Linked DNA regions of Mus musculus: region 2 is linked to region 1. A link is a loop called in an ENCODE intact Hi-C map of the cell type or tissue named here. Cell type or tissue: heart. All regions are shown on one strand. Each heading gives the region's core, and the rest is flanking DNA. Links, peaks and the distances in the headings are about the cores only.

Region 1 (9,887 bases), core at 2,702-7,701:
GGATCACTGAAGGATTTGGGAAGCGGCACTGACTGTGCCAAATAGAAGCTGGAAGAGGAGTAGATTGGAGATTTGAGGAAAGGGGGTAGGGAAAAGGGTGACAGAGCTGTCTTGGTTGGGGCACTCAGCATAGAATAATAGCTGCCATTTCTTCTGGCGTGGGCAGAGTGAGGTAGTGGGACCAAATTAGGCAGAAGGAAGGAACACAGAGACCCCCTTCAGGCATGACTGGGATCATCATGGTAGAAAAGGCCTCAACCAAGACTTTTGGGGTGTGACTCTCAACACTAGCTCCTGGAGAATTCACTAATGTAACTTGAAACGTGGGCCCTGTCAGAAACATCAGGGAATGGTGTTTAAACGCCATGTCTGTCTTTTCCTCTACACTCTGTCAGGTTTGCCAAGTCTGGGAAACTGGGAAAAGGGTGAACTGACAGGTGAAGATGGGGAAACTGAGGCTGGGGCAAAAAGCCAAAGCACTTCTTCCACACTTTCTCTGCTAAGCACAACCTTACCTAGGAGAGCTGCAAGCTGAAAATACCTGCTTGACCATTCACACATGACTGACCAGAGGTGGCACAGAGAGGCCAAATACCTTCCAGAGGGAGGGCTGCCCTCGAAGGGCATGGCCCCGGCCATCTCAGCTTCACAGTGCTGTGGGCCATCCTTTCCCATCTCCCTAAAGTCAGCTATTCCTCTGGCCCAGGGAGGGTGCAGGGACCTTCACCTGGAAATGAAAGATGCCAGCGTAGCCATCCTGAAAGCTCTGGCCGTAGGGAACCACTCGGTGCAGAATAGTCTCGTTGAGGGTGAGGGAGGCAATGGCAGCCAGGAGCCAACAGTCCCCTGGAATAGGAAAGACCCTCATCAGGCTTGCTTTCCGGATCTGCCCAGGGGAGGGAGGTGCTGTGTATGTGGGATGCCGGGGGCCACCAGGGATTCCCTGGGTGGGGTACCCTTCATCTCCCCTCCGCTTACAGAAAAGACCCAGGAATCTGGGCGAACCAGCACCTATGCTGATAGTCAAAACCTGTCTGGACCTGCAGGAGGGAGGAGTTGGGGCAGTGCCCAATGGAACGGGAACGGAGAACTACAATGGGGCAAACGCCCAGAACCCCACCCCTGGGGGCCTACCCAGTGCTCCCTGGCAGATGTCTGTCCGGGTGGCTCCATCCACGATGAACTGGGGGTTTGACATCAGTTCCTACAAGACCCACGGTCATGTTCCTGGGCCAGTCCCTCCTAGAAACTGGTACCCAGACACCACGAATAATGGGGGGGCCCAGTCCCATTGCCCACCACCATCAGAACCAAGTTCCACCCAGAGTGGCCCTCTTACCGTAGGCCGCTTCCATTTGATGCCATAGGTTTTAGAGGAATGAGGACCCAGTTCCTTGAAGCCCAGGCTATGAGAAACCGGAGGGAAGGCCTCGTCTTGGAAGAGGACCCCACTCTGCAGGCATCTTGCCCGAAGCGTTTCATAATCCTGGCCCAGGTACTTGATGGCGTTTTCATGGCGGCCCAAGCCCAGCTCCTTGTCCCGCTTCTTCTGTACTTGGGCTGACACCCCGGTGCAGTACACAGGGGTGATTAACTCCTCTGTCATCCTGGGGAACACATGGGCCTGGTAGAGATGCAGGCCTTCCCAGGGATAAAACACAACTGCCTGCCGACATTCTCCTGGACTCATTCCTCCCCAAACATGGGTCACTGCTCCCTTTACAGTGCCTGGGACTCTCAGCCACCTTGTTGTTAGGCTCTCAGAATCTGGAAAGGGGTGTCCAGTTTCTAGGTATCCTGGTCACCACCTCTCTTTTCCCTATTCTTACCGCCCAGAGGTGACAGTTTGGTATCAGCCATCCAGGCAGGTAGGATAGGGTGGAGGCCAGCCACAGCAGCAGAGCAGAGGTACTCCAGGTACGATCCCTGACACCATTTGCCTGCCTGTAACTTCCCCTCCACAAAGCTGCCAAGCATCTAGTTCATTTGCCCCTTTCCTCGGCTTAGGAACTGAAAACTCCACGCACTGATGCCTTTCCACAAGCTGAACATCAGAGCACTGGACACTGGCCCAGCTACAGCGGACAGGTTGAGCTGAGCGCCTGGGTTGAGCTGCTTCCGGACCCTTAACCCTCAGGCAAACACACAGAAGACCTGAAGCAGGGGCTGATCAGCGACAGCCCCCTAACCCCAGAAGCAGTGGCCTGGGTCAAACAGTCGTAGTCTGGACACCCAACTTCTTACCTGGGGAAGGGGAGTTTGGGAGATTGCTGCGGTCCCTGGGGCTGGCTTCCTTGGTGGCAGCTCAGGGCAGGGCCCAACCAGGAAGAGCGCTCCTCCCTGCCCTCCTCCCTGCCCTCCTCCCCGCCCTCCTCCACCGCCCCTCGGCCCTGGTCCCTCCCTCCCTGGTCCTCCACCTACGCCCGAGGCTCTTACCCCGCTCCCTCTAGGCTCTCCCTTATCTCCCCCGCAACACTTTTTTACTATCTCTTACTTAGGGTGTCTTTCAGTCCCCTCCCCCCGCCCCCTTCCTCTGCAGACTCTAAGCCAGCTCTGCGAGAGGACAAATTGGTAAATGGCAGAGTTGTCTCCCGGGAGGAGCCGGTCGCCGGTCCGGGTGAGAAGGGTTGGACTGGGACAGAAGGGCACCGCCGGCCAGAGAGAGGGTAGGGCAAGGGGTATTTTTAACTAGGGCCGCAGCTCGAGTTGCAGAGCCGCCGGCCCCACCCTATGTCGCCCTCCGGGAAGGTACTGGGGACGATCCGGCTCAGTGACGCCGCCAACACAGTCCTCCACCCGCCTCCTGCGCCCCCGCGTGCCTCTGGGTTGCAGCTGTCTTCCAGCCCAGCCGGCGCTCGGCGAAGCAGGGATTACCTCTGGTGGCTGCAACTGCTTGCTGGAGCTGCCCCTGGCTGGATGAGAGCTGACTTCTGCCGGACGCTAGACAAACGGTAGCCCCACCCCGGCCGGTCCCTGCCGCAGACCCGCTGTAGGGCTGAGCCAGCTCCCCACCCCCTCACCTTAGGGCGCAGGCCTGCAGAGCTAGCACTCCGCCCTAGCGGTCTTTGCGCACACCCTGCATGGCCTTAGGTAAATCCGTGCCTCGATTTCCCCAACCGTGCAGAAAAAAAAGAGGGACAATGGCCTTAGCCAATCTTTGTGTAGCATTCTGGCCTTCTCTTTCAAGTAATTGGTCTGCGCACCTGGGATCAGCTCCCTTGTGGGGGTTACCTGACCCGGGAGAGGGCAGCAGAGGCCCGGAACACCAGGGCAGGCTCACACAGGACCTGCAGATCCCCCTGGGCGCACTACAAGAGTTTGGAGCATCAAGGATGCAGAGGGATTGGAGCGGTCCCAAGGCTCTTCACAGTTATAGAGGTCACAGCATGGCCGATCAAGCTACATAAGATGGACAAGCATTCATTGAATAGATGGTGCTTTTCTTGGGATTCTAGGCACCTCGACACTCCAAAAGTTAAGAGCTGACTGCGTCTAACTTTCGCACCTGGGCGTTATGCTCAGCTGGGCATGAGCTGATGAAGACGCCTCTGCCTTCATGGTTAATGGAGAGGAAGGGTTGGTCCACACACTTTCCCCGACTGAAGCCTCATCTAATGCAGGTGTCAGTAAAGGCAGGAACTTTGGCAAGGGTGGGGAGATGCGCGTGGCCGGGGGCGGGGGAGAGGTAGGGTGGTGCCTGAAGAAAGCCTAGGCAGGTAGAGGACATGAGGTGTAGCGGGTGTTGCTTACTCCGGGGAGAAAAGAGGGGAGAGTGGCAGGGTTAGGCAGATTCAGGGGTTCAGATTTTTGTTGTTTTATTTATGTGTGCACATGCATGCAAGTAAGCACAAGAGGGCAGAAGAGGGTTTCAGACCCTCACAAGCTGGAGTTACAGGCAATCAAAGAGCTGCCTGATGTGAAGGCTGCGAACTGAACCCAGCACCTCTAGAGGAGCAGCAAGCCCTCTAGAACTGCCAAGCTATTTCGCCAGCTCTTCCCTCCCTGACATAAGGTCTCACGTAGCCTAGGCCGACTTTGAACTGTATGTAGCTGAGACTGGCCTTCAGCTCCGGATCCTCCTGCCGCCACCTCTCAACTGCTGTGATTACAGAATTTACCACTAAGCCCTGCTAGTTTAGATGTCATTCTATTGGAGGTGGCTCAGAATTGTACAAGCAAAGGAGGTTAAATAAGGGTGGGCTGAAGGGGTCAAGAGACATGGGCAGCCCGATCAAAGAATGTTGTAGCAGGACAGTGGTGGCACAGGCCTTTAATGGCAGTACTCTGGAGGCAGAGACAGACTGATCTCTGTGAATTTGAAGCCAGCCTGGTCTACAGAGAGAGTTCCAGGACTGCAAAGGGGGCTACACAGAGAAACCCTGTCTTGAAAAACCAAAATAAATAAATAAATAAATAAATATTTAAAATCCAGGGACAGAAAAGGATGGCTCAAGTCAAAAAGGTGGCAGGTGTCCCTTTTGGAGGGACCTGAACATTGTTGCTGACCTATGGTGCAGTACTATAAGGAGGGGATGTTCTGTGTGTTGGGGTGCTGAGTAGGGGCAAGGACACCCCCAACAAAGAAATCCCTCTCTTCCTCTCCTGATCCCGCTTGACCTGGTGGCCCAGAGGCCCTTACTCTTTGGAAGCCATGTGGACCCTAAGTGCCACCACCTTGGTTCTGTCCCCATATTCATTGTCACACCAGGAAATGAACTTGACGAGATGATCATTGAGGGTAGTGCCAGCCTCAGCATGAAAGGTGGAATATGGAGTCTACTTTTAAGCTGCAGAAACAAACTGGTCCTCAGGCAATGCCCTCCAGACCGATTCACTTTTTTTTCTTTTCTTTTCTTTTTTTTTTGAAACAAGGGGCATGTATAAGTCACGTTAGTGTCCATGTTTCTGTTCTCTCTTTCTACCATGTGTGTTCCAGGAATCGAACTCGGGTTGCCGAGTTTGGCATCAAGCACTTTTACCCACTGAGCCTTCTTAAAGACCATCTTGAGAAAGTGGTGTCTTGAATGATTCTGAACCTTAGACTTTCTGGAAAAGATAGGAAGAAAAAAGACAAAATGAAGAGATAACTGGTTAGCAGAAGATGAGGAGTAAGGGCTGACTGGATGGATCACAGGATGTTTTCAAGGCCAGGAAGCTACAGTCGTGGTAGATACAGGGCATGTATTGTGTGCACTGTATCTGTAAACCCTCAGAGCAGCGACATTAAGGATGAACCTGATGGTGAACTGCGGGAATAACATTGTGTCTATATTGCTCCAACAATTGTAATAAGCAGAGCACAAAAATGGAAAATAGCAAGTCTCCTTAGTTTTTGAGATGCAGCCTTGCTTGTGTAGCATAAACTCATCTTGGATTCATGGTTCTGCAAGAGCAGCAAGATTGCGTGTGGTTCAAGTTCCCAGAACCCACGTGAGTACTTGTAGCTCCAGTTCCAGGGATTCTGGCGCCCTCTTCCGGCCTCTGTGAGCATTGCCCGAAATGGTGCACACATGTGCAAACAACCATAAATATCAAACAAATTTGTAAATAAATGGAGCTTGGAATGTAGCTCAGTGGAGTAAAGCGCTTGTCTAGCACACACAAAGCTCTCTGTCTTAGGGTTTTATTGCTATAAAGAGACACCATGACCAAGGCAACTTTTTTTTTTTAATTTTTAAAAGATTTATTTATTTTATGTATATGAATACACTGTAGCTGACTTCAGAAACACCAGAAGAACATATCAGAGCCCATCACAGATGGTTGTGAACCACCATGTGGTTGCTGGGAATTGAACTCAGGACCACTGGAAGAGCAGTCAGTGCTCTTAACAGCTGAGTCATCTCTCCAGCCGCCCGAGGCAACGCTTATAAAGACAAACCTTTAATTGGTGCTGGCTTACAGGTTCAGTGGTTCAGTCCGTTATAATCATGGTGGGAAGCATGGCAGCATATGGCTGATTTGGTGCTAGAGGAGCCCATAGTTCTACATCTTGATCTAAAGCCAGCCAGGAAGAGACTCTTCCACACTGAGCAGAGTTTGAGCACTAGATCTCAAAGCCCCGCCTACACTCTGAAAGCCCCGCCTACACCCTGACTCCATCAAGGCCACACCTCCTAATAGTACACCTTCCTGGGCCAAGCATATTCAAACTACCATTCAAACCCTCCATCCAATGCCGAGCACAGCTTAAACTGCATGGTGGTGTGCTCTTTTGCTCCGGCGCCTGGGAGGTAGAGGCAGGGCATCAGGAATTCAAGTCATCTTCAGCTACATAACAAGTTTGAAACTTCAGGATCCTGTCTTAAAAACAAACAAACAAAAACCTAATATAGACGAGGCTCTGGGTTCGAGCCCCAGCAGGAAGAATAGGAAGGAGAGAAGAAGGGGCAGATGTCTTAGTTGCTTTTCTGTTGCATGCTTAGATACCATGGCCAAGCCAACTTAGACAAGAAGCCATTATGGGCCAGGCAGTGGTGGCACACGCCTTTAATCCCAGCACTTGGGAGGCAGAGGCAGGCAGATTTCTGAGTTCGAGGCTGGCCTGGTCTACAGAGTGAGTTCCAGGACAGCCAGGGCTATTCAGAGAAACCCTATCTTGGAAAAAACAAACAAAGAAACAAAAGAAGCCATTATGGGGGCTATGGTTTCAGAGGGTGAGCTCATGGCCGTCATGGTGACAGCACAGCAGCAGGCAGGGAGGGGACAGGAGCAGTGGCTGAGAATGCAATGGACTTTTGACACTCTTCCTCCAACAAGGTCACAGCTCCTAATCCTTCCCACACAATCCCACCAACTGGGGACCAAGTATTCAAACATATAGGCTTATGGGGGCCATTCTCATTCAAACACCCATGAGGAAGCAAGGGGAAGTTCTAGGGAATTCACACTACTGTAGTGTTTCATGGTGAGGGAAGTACTGGGATGAAAAGGGTGAGAGGAAGGGATTGCCAAGGACCTTGAGAAAACTTTTTTTTTTTGGCAGGGGGTGGTGGGTGGTGGTAGTGGTGACCTCTTTATTCTTCTGACTATAAAGGTTTCATGGATATATGACATATTGAAACAAGATACTCATTTTGAAGCCGGGCGTGGTGGCGCACGCCTTTAATCCCAGCACTCTGGAGCCAGAGGCAGGTGGATTTCTGAGTTCGAGAGGCCAGCCTGGTCTACAAAGTGAGCTCCAAGACAGCCAGGGCTATACAGAGAAACCCTGTCTCAAAAAACAAACAAACAAAAAAAAAAAAAAAAAAGATACTCATTTTAAATATGTAATCTGTTTAGACCTCACTAAAGCTGTTAAAGCCACAGGAACTTACTGGCAGATGGGGGAGGGGTTCTTGGGAAATGGGGATATATCAAATGCAACTCTAGCCCCTGAGTGGGCTAATGAGATGAGGCTGGGTTGAATTGGCTATTTTATTGGTCGGTTCTTTTACCTACCACCCTCTGCACCCCAATCCCATCTGCCCCCCAACACTAGGTAAGAGAGAAAGAAAGCGAGAGGGGCAAGGGGCATTGATATTGTTAGGCTACTTCCTGCTGACTGCTGACTGAGAGTGGCAAGTTCCTTGATAACCAGTTTCTTCTTGTGTGTTTGCTTATGACCACTTCAAACCCCAGCAGCAGGGGGAGCAGCAGCCTCCCCCTCTCTTGGCGCTCTGGCCTTTATATAGCTCTCTTAAGAGTCCCCAGAATTCCAAAGGTAAACTATCTTCAGCTAGCAGAACCACACCCCTGCCAGAGGTCCCCCTGTTTCATCCTTAGCTTTCAGAGTTAGTGTAGAACACACAGGTTAAAGGTTCCTTCACAGGTGACTCTTTTACTCTCAGCTGTCATCCACAAGCAGGATGGCCAAGTGACAACTCTCTGTCTTAAACAGACTGTTTCTGTCAAGTTGATACAAACCTAGACAACTGGGAAGAGAGAATCTTAACTAAGAAAACACTCGGTGAGACGGTGAGACGCTCCTGCAGGGCCTGGGGAGGCTGGAGGGAGAGCAGGGAGGGGAAACTGCAGTCGGGATGCGCTGTATGGGAGAAAAATAAATAAAAATATTTTAAAAAAGACTGTCCTGTGGACAAGTCCGTGGGATCTTGTCTTGATTAATGGTTGATGTGGGAGGGTTCAGCTCACTGTGGACATGTGGGGACCAGAGGTTGACATCAAGAATCACTCTAAATCCAGCTTCCCTGCTGAGGCAGGGTGGCAGTCAAACCCAGTGCTCACCAAACGGCTGGCTAGTCTCCTTAGGCAGTTTGCTTTGGGGATCCCATCTCTGCCTTCCGAAACTGGAATCGTAGGCAAGCTACCATGCCCGATCACCATGCCTGATCACTGAGAATTTAAACACTGGTCTTCTCAATTTCTGGGCAAGTGCACTTTAACTACTAAGTCATCTCTCAAGTCCCAAGATGGGCTTTTCTAAAACGAGCAGCCCCGGCCCTGTAACCTCATTAGTGTGAATCCCACATGCTTGCCTTGTGAATAATCCAAGGACTTCTTTGAGAGACAAATTCTATCACACAGAAAATTGTGTGTATTTTAGGAGCTGTGTGTTAGGGACAAAATCAGAGGTCAACATTTGTATACTATATTCATACATATATGAATATCTGATACACACACATATATGTCTGTTTATATTTAGGTTTTCTTTTTCTAGAGGATATCATAAGAAATTCACGAGGGACCACTGAGGTGACGCATTGAGTAAATTGCTGTTGTGTTTGAGATCTGGAGCCAACAGTGGGGGGAGAGAAACTAGTCCTGAAAGTTACTGTCTGATCTACACACAGACACACACACACACACACAGCCACACAAACACACACAGTCATACACACACACACACAGCCATACACACACATACAACCATATACACACACAGAGCCATACACACACACAACCACACAACCACACACAGTCATAGACACACACACAGCCACACAAACACACACAGCCATACACACACATACAACCATACACACACACACAGAGCCATACACACACACAACCACACAACCACACACAGTCATAGACACACACACAACCACACACAGTCATACACACACACAGAGCCACACAAACACACACAGTCATACACACACACCCATACACACACACAAACACACAAACACACATAGTCATACACACACACAGCCATACACACACACATAGCCATACACACACACACAGCCATACACACACACACACACAGCCATACACACAAACACACCTGTAATCTCAGCACTTGGGAAGCTGCAGCAGAAGGATTGATGTAAATTTAAGGCTGGCCTGGGCTACATAGTGAGTTTTAGGCAAGTGTGAGTCTTGTCTCAAAACAAAAGAGGAAGAAAGGGAGGGAGGGAGGGAGTTCGGAGAGAGGGTAGGGAAGGGAAGAAGGGAGAGAAAGGGGGAAGGGAGGGGAGGAGGGAGTGGCAGAAAGAAACACCTTGCAGTCCTCATCTTGGCTTCTAAGGTCCCAGCTTCTCAGCTTTCTGCCCTCTGCCCCTTGGGAACCACTCCTAGAGCCACCTCCAAAGTGCAAGAATCACAGGCCCATCTTCCTATGAGTGTCCAGTTTAAATGTCACCCCCTCTAAGCAGCCTTTCCCTCCCCATTAACAAATTTACTTTTGGAGTTTGCTTTGGTTTCTGAGGGTTCAACCTGTGGTGCAGTATGGACTCTGCTACAGAGCAGTCCCCCAGCACGGACAGTCACTCTCCCTTTTGGGGGAACTGTACTATTGGGAACTGTACTATAACACTTAATGCAGAGCAGCTGTCCGCAGCCACAGGAAGGAACCGTGTCTGTCTCATCTGGTTGGTTTTCTTTCTTTTTTTTAAATTTATTGATTATATGTAAGTGCACTGTAGCTGTCTTCAGAC
Region 2 (9,887 bases), core at 2,476-7,475, 94 kb before region 1:
GCTGAAATGAAGGAACCCATAAATCAGGAACACAACAGACAAAGCAAGTTGAAGTGAGGTGATACCAATAATCCCCGCACTCAGGAGGCACAGACAGGAAGATCAGGACTTCAAGGCTAGCCTAGGCTACATGAGACCCTGCCTCAAAACAATACACAACAAGAAGAGCTGGGGTGTAACCTCAGTTACAGTGATTGCCTAATGTGCACGAAGCCCAAGCTTAGCCCCAGCATTACATAAATGCATGCACGGTGGCACAAGCCAGTATTCTCAGCACTCGCAAGGTAGAGGCAAGGAGATAAGAGTACCAGGCCATCCTTGACTACATACCAACTTCTGGCTGTGAAGCCACAGGTATAGAAGGATGAAGGGATGGAGAACTCAGTGAGTGGGGCAGGGGCAGGTGAGACGGCTCGGTGGGTGAGAGCACCTGCTGGTAAAGCCTGGAGACCAGAGTCTGAGCTGCAGAACCACAGTAGGAGAGAACTGCGGCCCAGGAGTCCTTCTCGGACCTCCTCATGCAGGCTGCGACATGTGCCCACACTCACAAACGCACAATAATAATAAAAATAACTTTAAAAAGTCAAGTCCCAACCGGGCGGTGGTGGCGCACGCCTTTAATCCCAGCACTCGGGAGGCAGAGGCAGGCGGATTTCTAAGTTCGAAGCCAGCCTGGTCTACAAAGTGAGTTCCAGGACAGCCAGGGCTACACAGAGAAACCCTGGCTAAAAAGAGAAAAAAATCAAGTCCCCTGTGGGGCTTGGTGGGTTACACTGTTAATCCTAGCACTAGGAAGGCAGAGGCAGGTAGACCTTTGATTTTGAGGTCAGCCTGGTCTACGTAGTATGACTCTATCTTGAAAAAAAAAAAAAAAAAAAAAAAGCCAGGCAGTGGTGGTGTAAGCTTTTAATCCCAGCACTCAGGAGGCAGAGCCAGGCAGATCTCTGTGAGTTTGAGGCCAGCCTGGTCTACAGAGAGACTTCCAAGACATTCAGGGCTACACAAAGAAGCACTGTCTCAGGAAGGAAAAAAAAAAGGCATCTCTGATAATGTCTTCATTTCTACTCTGCCTGTATCAGGGCTCTCTTTGGAGGACACCTAATAAAAGTTATGTGTCCTTACACGTCCATGCTGTCTTATGGAATGATGCCAGGCCCCCCAGTCCGGCTTGGCTTTGTTCTGTTGGGTTTTTTTAAACAGACTTTCACTATGCAGCCCTAGTTGACTTAGAGCTCACTGTGATCTGGAACACAAAAAGATCCACCTGCCTTAGCCTCTCAAATGCTGCAATTAAAATGTAAGCCACTACTATACTCCTCCTCAAGTCTCTTTTGAAGGGAAACTGCGGCCCAGAAGCTGAATGGTAGATCCTACAAACTCCTATCGCTGGTCCCTGGTCCCTGGTTCTGCTCCTGCCCAGGTATTCACTCTCAACCCTGACCTCCATCAGATACATTCTGACACATGGGAAGTGCCTCAATGTACGGGAATCTCACCATTGCTCTTAATTCCCTACTCAACTGAGGGTGGAGAGTTTGGAAACTGCCTGGCCTCTCCTGCCCAGGCCTGGACCAGAGCTGGATGGTGTCCATCCCAGTGAATGGTCAGTGCCTCACACTGGACCCATCACTTCCCAGTTGGAGGTTTTCCGTTTCTCATCCCTCAGGTCTGGTCCTTAGCAGCGAGGCTGGGTCTGATGGAATCTGTCTGACCAGCCTCCCAGTCCTAGCTCTGAGAGAGATGGACCAGGGTGTACAGATATTTTCGGGTGGTTGGCATTCTGAAAGTTTTGTGAACACATGTTATCACAACCCTCCTATGATCCCCATTTGAACATGCAAACTCTCTGGGCTTCCATGTCGCTCCTGGCAGAGTCCATGCCTCGCTGGAGAAGCAGAATGAGACAGACGAGGAGCAGAGGCTACAAGCAAAATGTGGAAACACGGTCAAAGGGTCACTAACTTTTTTTTTTTTTTTTAGATTTATGTGTATGAGTGTTTTGCCTGCAAGCATGTGAGTGCACTGAATGCATAGCTGGTGCCCACGGGTCAGAAGAAGATATTCATGCCCTTGAATTTGAGTTACAAATGGTTGCCAGCCATCATGTAATTGCTGGGAACCCAAGTTCCCAAACACTCAACAAGTGATTTTAACCAGCTCCGAGATGGTGCCATGGATTAAAAGCTGCACCTGCCATCCACCTCCATATATGCCAGCCTGGATAAGAACCTTTGTTTTGTTTTGTTTTGACAGGGTTTCTCTGTGTAACCCTGGCTCTCCTCTGTATGTCGGATTCAGGGTGTGTGACACTAACAGTCTCTGTATGTCAGATTCAGGGTGTGTGACACTAACCGCCTCTGTATGTCGGATTCAGGGTGTGTGACACTAACAGTCTCTGTATGTCGGATTCAGGGCATGCGCTGCTACAGTGTGCACTTGTTCAGTGTTTTATATAAATGCAGTTTTCTTTTTTGAGATGCTGTCTAAAAACACAAATCAAGATAAATCCAAATCCAAAACCAAAAACCAGATCTACACCCCAGTCACCAGTTTCTTAATAAGCAAGTATTGTTTATGTAGTCACGAAAAGAAAAGCTATTTTTAAGGTGGAAAAAAAATACACTGTGAATGGGTGTCATACTGCTTTAACAAGAAGGAAGTGGAGCAGGTACACCCTCCTGTTCCTTGGTAGGGGGTTGGTGTAGGGAGGGCTTGACTGGCCCCTTTAGCTCCTTTAAGTGCACGCAGAATCCTGTACAAAAGGCAAAGAAACTGGTCCAAGCTCACGTAGCAGCTAGGGGCGGGGCCAGGAGTGAAGCCAGAGGAGCCCCTCCTCCTCCTCCACACCCGAGCAGAAGAGGTATCCACCATTTCCTCTGCCCAGGCTAGGGATGGCCAGGAAGAGCAGGGAGGAGGCGGCAGGGTGCAGGGCAGGCCAGAGTCCTAACTGTCCCCATCCCAGCACAGGACCTCGCTCAGGAAACCCCGCCCCAAGGCCAGACATCCCAGGTCAGTCATGCTGAGCCATGGAAGCTGGACAGCTCTAACCCCAGAGCACCTGCAGCCAACGGGAAAGGTGTGTTCTACCGAAGTCTAGGGAAGCTGTCTGATGAAGACACACTCAAAGTCTTAGAATCGTGTAACCACCACACCAAATGCAAGGCCTGCTGACAATATCTAATCTGCTCTCTCAGCTGCTGTGGAGCACTGGGTGACTTCCTTTCCACTGGGGGAGAGTTGTGATGACGGGAGATTTGCTGAGAGCCTGGGCCAGGTCCTTCCCTACCCTCACTCCATCACACTAGATCACCAAGACAGCTTGGATGTTTCCACAGCAAACTGGGCGTCCCTGACAGCTGTCTCATTCTGAGCCAGATGTTCCCACCCAAATCCAGATGTGAGGAGCACAGAGGCTAACGGGAAGGGTGGGGCCCATATCAACCACCCAGGAGAAAACTGGGAACAACAACCAGCAACTCTAAATAGAAGATCCGGCCACCACAGGACGAGGGGCTCCAGCCTGCCATGGAATTCCTTACATGTTTATAAGGCACGTTGTGGCGGGTGCCACTAGTGTCTCAGTTAGCTGATGGAGTGGAACTGGAACCTCAGACATATTAAGGAACTTTACAAAGGTCATCGGACTAGCAAGAGAAGGCACTGGTACCGAGGCTGGTCCACGTGTCTCCGAGGCAAGGGGCCATACCCACGGTGATAGGGGTGGGGAGCATGAGAGAAGCTATCACGTCTTCAGGCTTCCCCTATATAGTCTTATCTCTTGGCTCCCACTTCCCCAGCTTGCAAGTGTGCAGCTCTATAAAGAGCTCTGACTAGGACCAGGCTGCCAGGAGGAGCTTCCTCCGCTAATGGGAGGCACAGATGAAAGCCATCCCAGTTCTATGGCTTGCCCTGGTCAGCAATCTTGGGCCTCCCTCAGAGAAAATGACTTTCTAGAGGCAGATCACCTCTGGTCATGGAGAATAGTTAGCCCCTGTTCACTCTGGATGTTCATGAAAATTCCCCTCCCTACACAGACACTTCAAAATTAATGGACTCCCCGCTGCACACCACTTTTTTTTTAAATACAGGGTCTCACTGTGTAGACCAGGCTGGCCTCAAATTCACAGAGATCTGCCTTCTTCCCCTTCCCAAGTGCTGGGATTAAAAGCGTACGGGCTGGCCAGGCAGGTGATAAGTGCTTTTGGGAGGCAGAGGCAGGCAGATCTCTGGGAGATTGAGTCCATCTTGGTTTGCATAGTGAGTTCAGGACAGTGAGACCCTGTCAAACATTCAAATCTCAACCCCTCCCTCCCCCCCCCCAAAAAAAACAAGAAAGTGTGCCACCAGGCCCAGCTCTAGGTCTGCCCCTTTTCTAAAGGCTCACTGAGAAGGTTTATGGTGGTCCTGGAACTCACTCCGTAGACCAGGCCAACTGAACTTAGAGATCTGTTTACTTCTAAAAACTAAAAAAACAAAAAACAAAAAAACTGCCTCTAAAAATAAAAAAAGAAAAAACTAGAAAGTTTTATTTATTGTTACTGTTGAGTGTATTTTAATGTGAGTGTGTGTGTGTGTGAGTGCGTTCGCGAGTGTGTACGTAGTGTGCGGAATGTGTGTGGAAGTCAGAATACTTTGTGGAGTCCATCTCTGAGTGTTTCGGGAAAGGAGCTCACCTCCAAGCTTGCTCAGCAAAAGACTTCCGCTGAGCCGTCTTGCCAGCAGCCCAAGGGGAAGGGTTTGAAATCTAGTTCCACCTGGGCCTCTGTGACCTTGAGCAATGAACCTTTTCTCTCTGGGACTGAACTCACCTTCCCTGTCTTTAAAATAAGCTGACCCACTGCTATACTTGAAACAAGAGGCCTCTGCACAATAGACGGATCCACAGTAACCGTCAAAGGACATTCAGCACATATCTTCAGGGCTTTTCTCAAGCACTTCGGCTCTTCCAGGTAGAGGTTGCATCAAGAACAAAAACCAAACCCTTCTAGGTCCCCTCCTGCCAGCCCTGGCAGGGCTGGCTCAGAATCTGGTGCTTCTGCAGCGATCTCTCTGTAGTACAATGTCGCTAGGTGGCGCGCGCGTCCCTGCTATAACCCGGGGTTCTAGGGTCCCACCGAGCATACCCGCTCCAGGGAGACGCCCACCGAGGAACTGCGTGCTCCAGTGCCCGAGGTGGATCGCCCATAGGCCCTTTTTCTCTGGGTTGCACAATCGGACCACCGTGAGGGTAGAATTGCAATTATCGGGGACCTTGTCTGGGACTCCGATATCTGGGAGGGGCCTTGCCTTGCCTGAGCTTCTTGGCCTGGGCGAAGTCTCAATGTCTGCTTGGCTCACAGCCAGACTTCGGACGTGCAGGCCCCCGCCCTCCCCGGAGTCCGGCTGCTCAGCCCTGGCTTGTGTTCCTGTGCCGACCCCTCCAGATCCCCAGTCAAGCGCTACCCAGCGCGGCCCAGATCCATTTCAGTAACACTAAAGCTAAAGATAGGAGGACACCTCACCATCCGCTAAAAATACGGCCTCCAGCCCAGGCAGGGACACGGGCCGAAGAGAGGATGTTCCCTAGTCCCAGGTCTCTGGCCAGCATAGAAGTACAACCCGGAGCTGCAAGACTGACAGCACAGCGCCTTGAGCGCTGCGGGAGGTCATGGGTAGGGGGCGGGGATCCAGACCCCAGATAATGGACCTGATCTGAGCCAAAACAGAACACCGCCTGGCTAGCACTCTCCAGGGAGCTGCGGGAGGCCTGTAAAACCCCAGTCCCAACTCACCTTGAGGAGCGCGGGCAAAGCTGCAGAGCTGTGCGGCTAGGATAGAGGACCAGGGAGGGCCTGGGAACTTACAGTGCAGACCTTGGGCCTAAGCCACGCCCCCAGAGCCAGAAGCCAATCCCGGACCGCTCCTCTCGAACCCCCACCCACACATCCCCGCCCACCGCGGCACCGCCCAGGTTCTTCTTTCTGTAAAGGCTAAGAGCTGGATTCCAAGATTCTAGAGGCTTAGCCTCCGGGCGGCTGAGGGCTATCACCGAAGGGTAACAAGGGTGGATACACACGAGGACGCCAGCTGTTCGTGTTGGAATAAAAACTTTAGGCTAGAAGCACTGGGCCAACAAAGGCCGGAAGAAAGAATTCTTGAGAAATCTCTGACCATCCTTGGATGGGTTTCCTTGACGGAAGGACGAGGACCCGGGAGGCGCCCGCACTGACTCTTCAAGAATGAATTGGGCTTTGCAGGCGTTTTACAAACCTAGGGGAGTTTTGAAGAGTTTACCCTAGGCTAGGAGAGTGATGAAGGATGCGAGAAAGATTCAGGGTCGGAAAGCACAGAGAAAAACAGAGACAGACACAGCCTGAACTTGCACGAGTTTGCTGACCTGCTAAGTGGTTTCTGAGGTGGATGGTTTAGAACAGGATCAGAAACAGTTATTGAAGGACAGGTCCTAAAGCTGATGAGACAAACCGAGGGAAACTTCTCATTGCGCCGTTTTGTGAGTAAATTCTCTGAGTGTCTGTTCGTGGTTAGGGAAGCTGAGGAGTCAGGATTCAAGAAATTCGAGGTTCCAGGCACAGGCTGATCCCCTTCCGGGTGGATGAGTGCTAAGAGGAGTGAGGCAAAGAAGAGGACAGTGATAGGAGGAGGAAATCGGGATGCTTGCCTTCCAGATAGCAGATGTGGAAAGCGGTGTGTGGATAGGAGGGAGGGATGCTGGGGCTGGGGAGTATGTCAGGCAAGCCAAAAGGGAGGGGAGAATGGGAAGGACTGGGTCATGCTTCCCTAAAGATGACCATATTCTGGGCCAGGAGGACAGCTCGGAGGAGCTCGGTGAGATTCCCTGTATGTCAGTCCTTCTGTTTAATCCCAAGTCACACACATACACACACTCACACACACATACATACACACACACACACACACACACACACACACATTCACATAATCTTACACTCACACGCATGCACCACTAGATCAAGAGCTCCACGTTTTAACGTCTGGGACCATTTTGTTATGTGGGAAAAGGGAATTACCAGAAATTATAATTGATTGAACTCCTGGGTTCAAGCAGCTCGCCTTCCTTGCCCTCCCAAAGAGCTGGGTCTGTAGATGTGAGCCGCATGCCTGCTCAGCCGACTTTAACAGAGAGATTATCCCAGGTTAGGCATGTACTCTAGTTCGTGGAGCGCTTACAGAGCCCCGAGAAGCCCTGGGCACTGGATTGAACAGCATGTGATGGGGCATCAGCACTCAGAAGGTGGAGGCAGGGGGATCAGGAGCTCAAAATGTTTCTCCTCAGCTGTGTAGCAAATTCAAGCCCTAAAATAAAAGAAGACCGTTATGAGCGAAGACTCTGTGTAAGGGTGCTCGTGACCAAGCCTCAAAACCTCAGTTTGATTTCTAGGGCCTACATGGTGGAAGAAGGGGGAACGAACTTTTAAATGTTCTTTTCTGATCTCCACATGCTCCACCACACACACAACCCCCCCCCCAAAAAAAAAAGAAAGAAAGAAAGAAAGAAAGAAAGAAGGCTAAGAGTCTTTTTTTTGGGGGGGGCAGGTCTCTCTACATAGCCTTGGCTAATCTGGAACTCACTATGTAGCCCTGCCTGGCCTTGAACTCACAGGGATTAATCTGATTCTGTCTTCAGTGTAATTTTTTTTTTTTAAAGAAAGAAAAGGAAGGGCTGGAGAGATAGCTCAGTGGTTAAGAGCACTGCCTGCTCTTCCAGAGGTTCTGAGTTCAAATCCCAGCAACCACATGGTGTCTCACAACCATCTGTAATGAGATCTGACGCCCTCTTCTGGTGTGTCTGAAGACAACTACAGTGTAATTATTTATAATAATAAATTTTTAAAAAAAAGAAAGAAAAGGAAGAAAGATTGTCCTGGCTGGGCAGTGGTGGTGCACGCCTTTAATCCCAGCACTTGGGAGGCAGAGGCAGGCAAATTTCTGAGTTTGAGGTTAGCCTGGTCTACAGAGTGAGTTCCAGGACAGCCAGGGCTACACAGAGAAACCCTGTCTCGGGAAAAAAAAAAAAATGTCCTGAATAGGCCAGACTTAATTACAAGGGCCCTTAAAAATAAAAACAAAAGAATGAAAGATGCATCTGAAGCCGCCTGGCAGTGAGCCTGTGACCAGAAAGGCAGAGGCACGGCAGCTATTTCAAGTTTGAGACCAGCCTGGTCTACAGTGAGTTCCAGGCCAGACAGGATACAGCATAATGAGACCCTGTGTCAAAAGAGGAAAGGGGGGAGGGGTCCGGTGAAAGGGTTCGGCTTCCCTTCTGAGTGCTGGGATTCCGGACAGGCACCATCACAGGCTGTTCCATTCAGTGCTCAGGACAGAACCCAGGGCTTCACGCTTGCTCCATAAGCGCTCTATGAACTAAACTCGCTATCCCCAAGTCTGACGAGCCGCAGAACGCACATGGTGGGAGGAGAGAACCATTCCCACAGGCTTTCCGCTGACCTAAACACTCACCAATAAATAAGTCAATTTTGTAAAGTGTAAGGAAGGAAAGGGCAAGCCAGAGACACCATCATGCTACTCTTAGAGATGAAAGAAGGCTCGAGGGCCAAGGACCTCTGGACCTTCCAACAGCAGGAGAAGACAGCGACAGACAGAATCAACAGCCATGCTAACACCTTCTTCACTGTAGCCTCACTGGCCTACTGACCTACATAACATGCTAAAGAATCTCTACGGCTCCTCTGTTGTTGTTAAGTTACGTGCATACGTCTGCCTCTGTGGAGATGTGTGGGGGAAGCCTCTGAGGGTACCTGGACGACCTTATTACAGGCGGTGTGAACTGCTTGACACTGGGTTCAGGGAATCACACCCAGCTGCTCGGCATGAGCAATATTTTAAGCACTGAGCTGTCTCTCTGGCCCAGATGTACTGTATTAAACCACCAAGCAAGCTTGTGTTAATTTGTTCCAGTATCAATGGAAAATGAAATAAAGGAAGCTAAGAATTTAATCTTTTTCTGCCTTTTTTTTTTTTTTTTTTTTTTTCTGTGTAGCTCTGGCTGTCCTGGAACTCACTCTGTAGACCAGGCTGGCCTTGAATTCAAAATCCACCTGCCTCTGCCTCCTGAGTGCTGGGATTAAAGGCGCGCACCACCATGCCAGGCTGCTTTTTTTTTTTTTTTTTTTTTTAAACTACATGGTAACCCTGACTGACTCGGAACCTAAACCAGGCTGGCCTCAAACTCACAGAGTCCACCTGCCTCTGTCTCCCTGTGTGCCAGCACGGCTGGCAGTACTTAATCTCCAGTTGGCAGGCAGTACTTAATCTCCAGTTGGCAGGCAGTACTTCATGCTCAGTTCCACAGGATGCATCAGTGCTAGCCTGATGTCATAGAGAAAAACTAGGGCCAGTCCTGGAAAGGGACCCAGGCCACATGGTGGTATGGGTAAAAGTTAAACTTTGAATATGTCCCCGAAAGAGGTATGTTGGGAATTTACTCCCCAAGGCAACGGTGTTGGGAGGCGGGGCCTGCTGGGGGCTGTTGAGGTCAGAGGGCTGTAAGCCCATAAAAAGTTTAGTTCCAACTATGGAAGGGCTGGAGAGTGCAAGCCCACTTTCTCTCTCTCCCTCTCCCCCCATCTACCCAGTCTCCCTTCTGTCTTCTGCCAGGGGATGACATCGTATGAGGACCCTCACCAGATGCCAGCTGGCATCCAGATGTTCTCAGACACTCCAGCCTCCAGGACCAGAGCTGGCAACAAAACCGGAAGTTATAGGGGTGGAAGGTTGTGGGGGGGGGTGTCTTAAGTTCTTCTCCAAGGCCCAGGGCTGTACTGGCAGCACCCAGCCCAGGGTTCTTTGGGGCGGTCTCTGTAGGGGGTGGATGATGGGCAGGGTTGGAGAAGATATGTAGGGAGCTG

Evidence for each region. Peaks named below come from ENCODE experiments on the same cell type or tissue, not always from the same donor. Only the 100,000 strongest peaks of a DNase experiment are listed, where the experiment ranks them.
Region 2: it touches region 1 in a loop (4-fold over the local background); 17 of 42 quality-filtered maps call a loop at or near these places.

The regions. Positions count from the first base shown.
Region 1 is chr19:6,012,862-6,022,748 of GRCm38, forward strand. Gm10814 (predicted gene 10814) reads left to right here. Exons shown (of 5, transcript NR_045783.1): 2 at 1,368-1,495; 3 at 2,008-2,951; 4 at 3,456-3,622; 5 at 4,937-5,598. It overlaps Capn1 (calpain 1), which reads right to left and starts at 2,386. Exons shown (of 22, transcript NM_007600.3): 1 at 2,245-2,386; 2 at 1,340-1,607; 3 at 1,135-1,204; 4 at 728-846. The coding sequence starts at 1,606. In heart, for the core only: CTCF peaks have their summits at 3,042, 3,859 (motif pointing right), 5,481 (motif pointing left) and 7,610 (motif pointing right); DNase peaks (open chromatin) are centred at 2,830 and 5,450; H3K4me3 peaks cover 1,348 bases; H3K27ac peaks cover 758 bases; H3K27me3 peaks cover 664 bases.
Region 2 is chr19:5,918,993-5,928,879 of GRCm38, forward strand. Cdc42ep2 (CDC42 effector protein (Rho GTPase binding) 2) reads right to left here and starts at 5,824. Exons shown (of 2, transcript NM_026772.2): 1 at 5,772-5,824; 2 at 1. In heart, for the core only: a CTCF peak has its summit at 5,080; DNase peaks (open chromatin) are centred at 2,969, 3,369, 5,129, 5,899 and 1 weaker place; H3K4me3 peaks cover 3,765 bases; H3K27ac peaks cover 3,020 bases.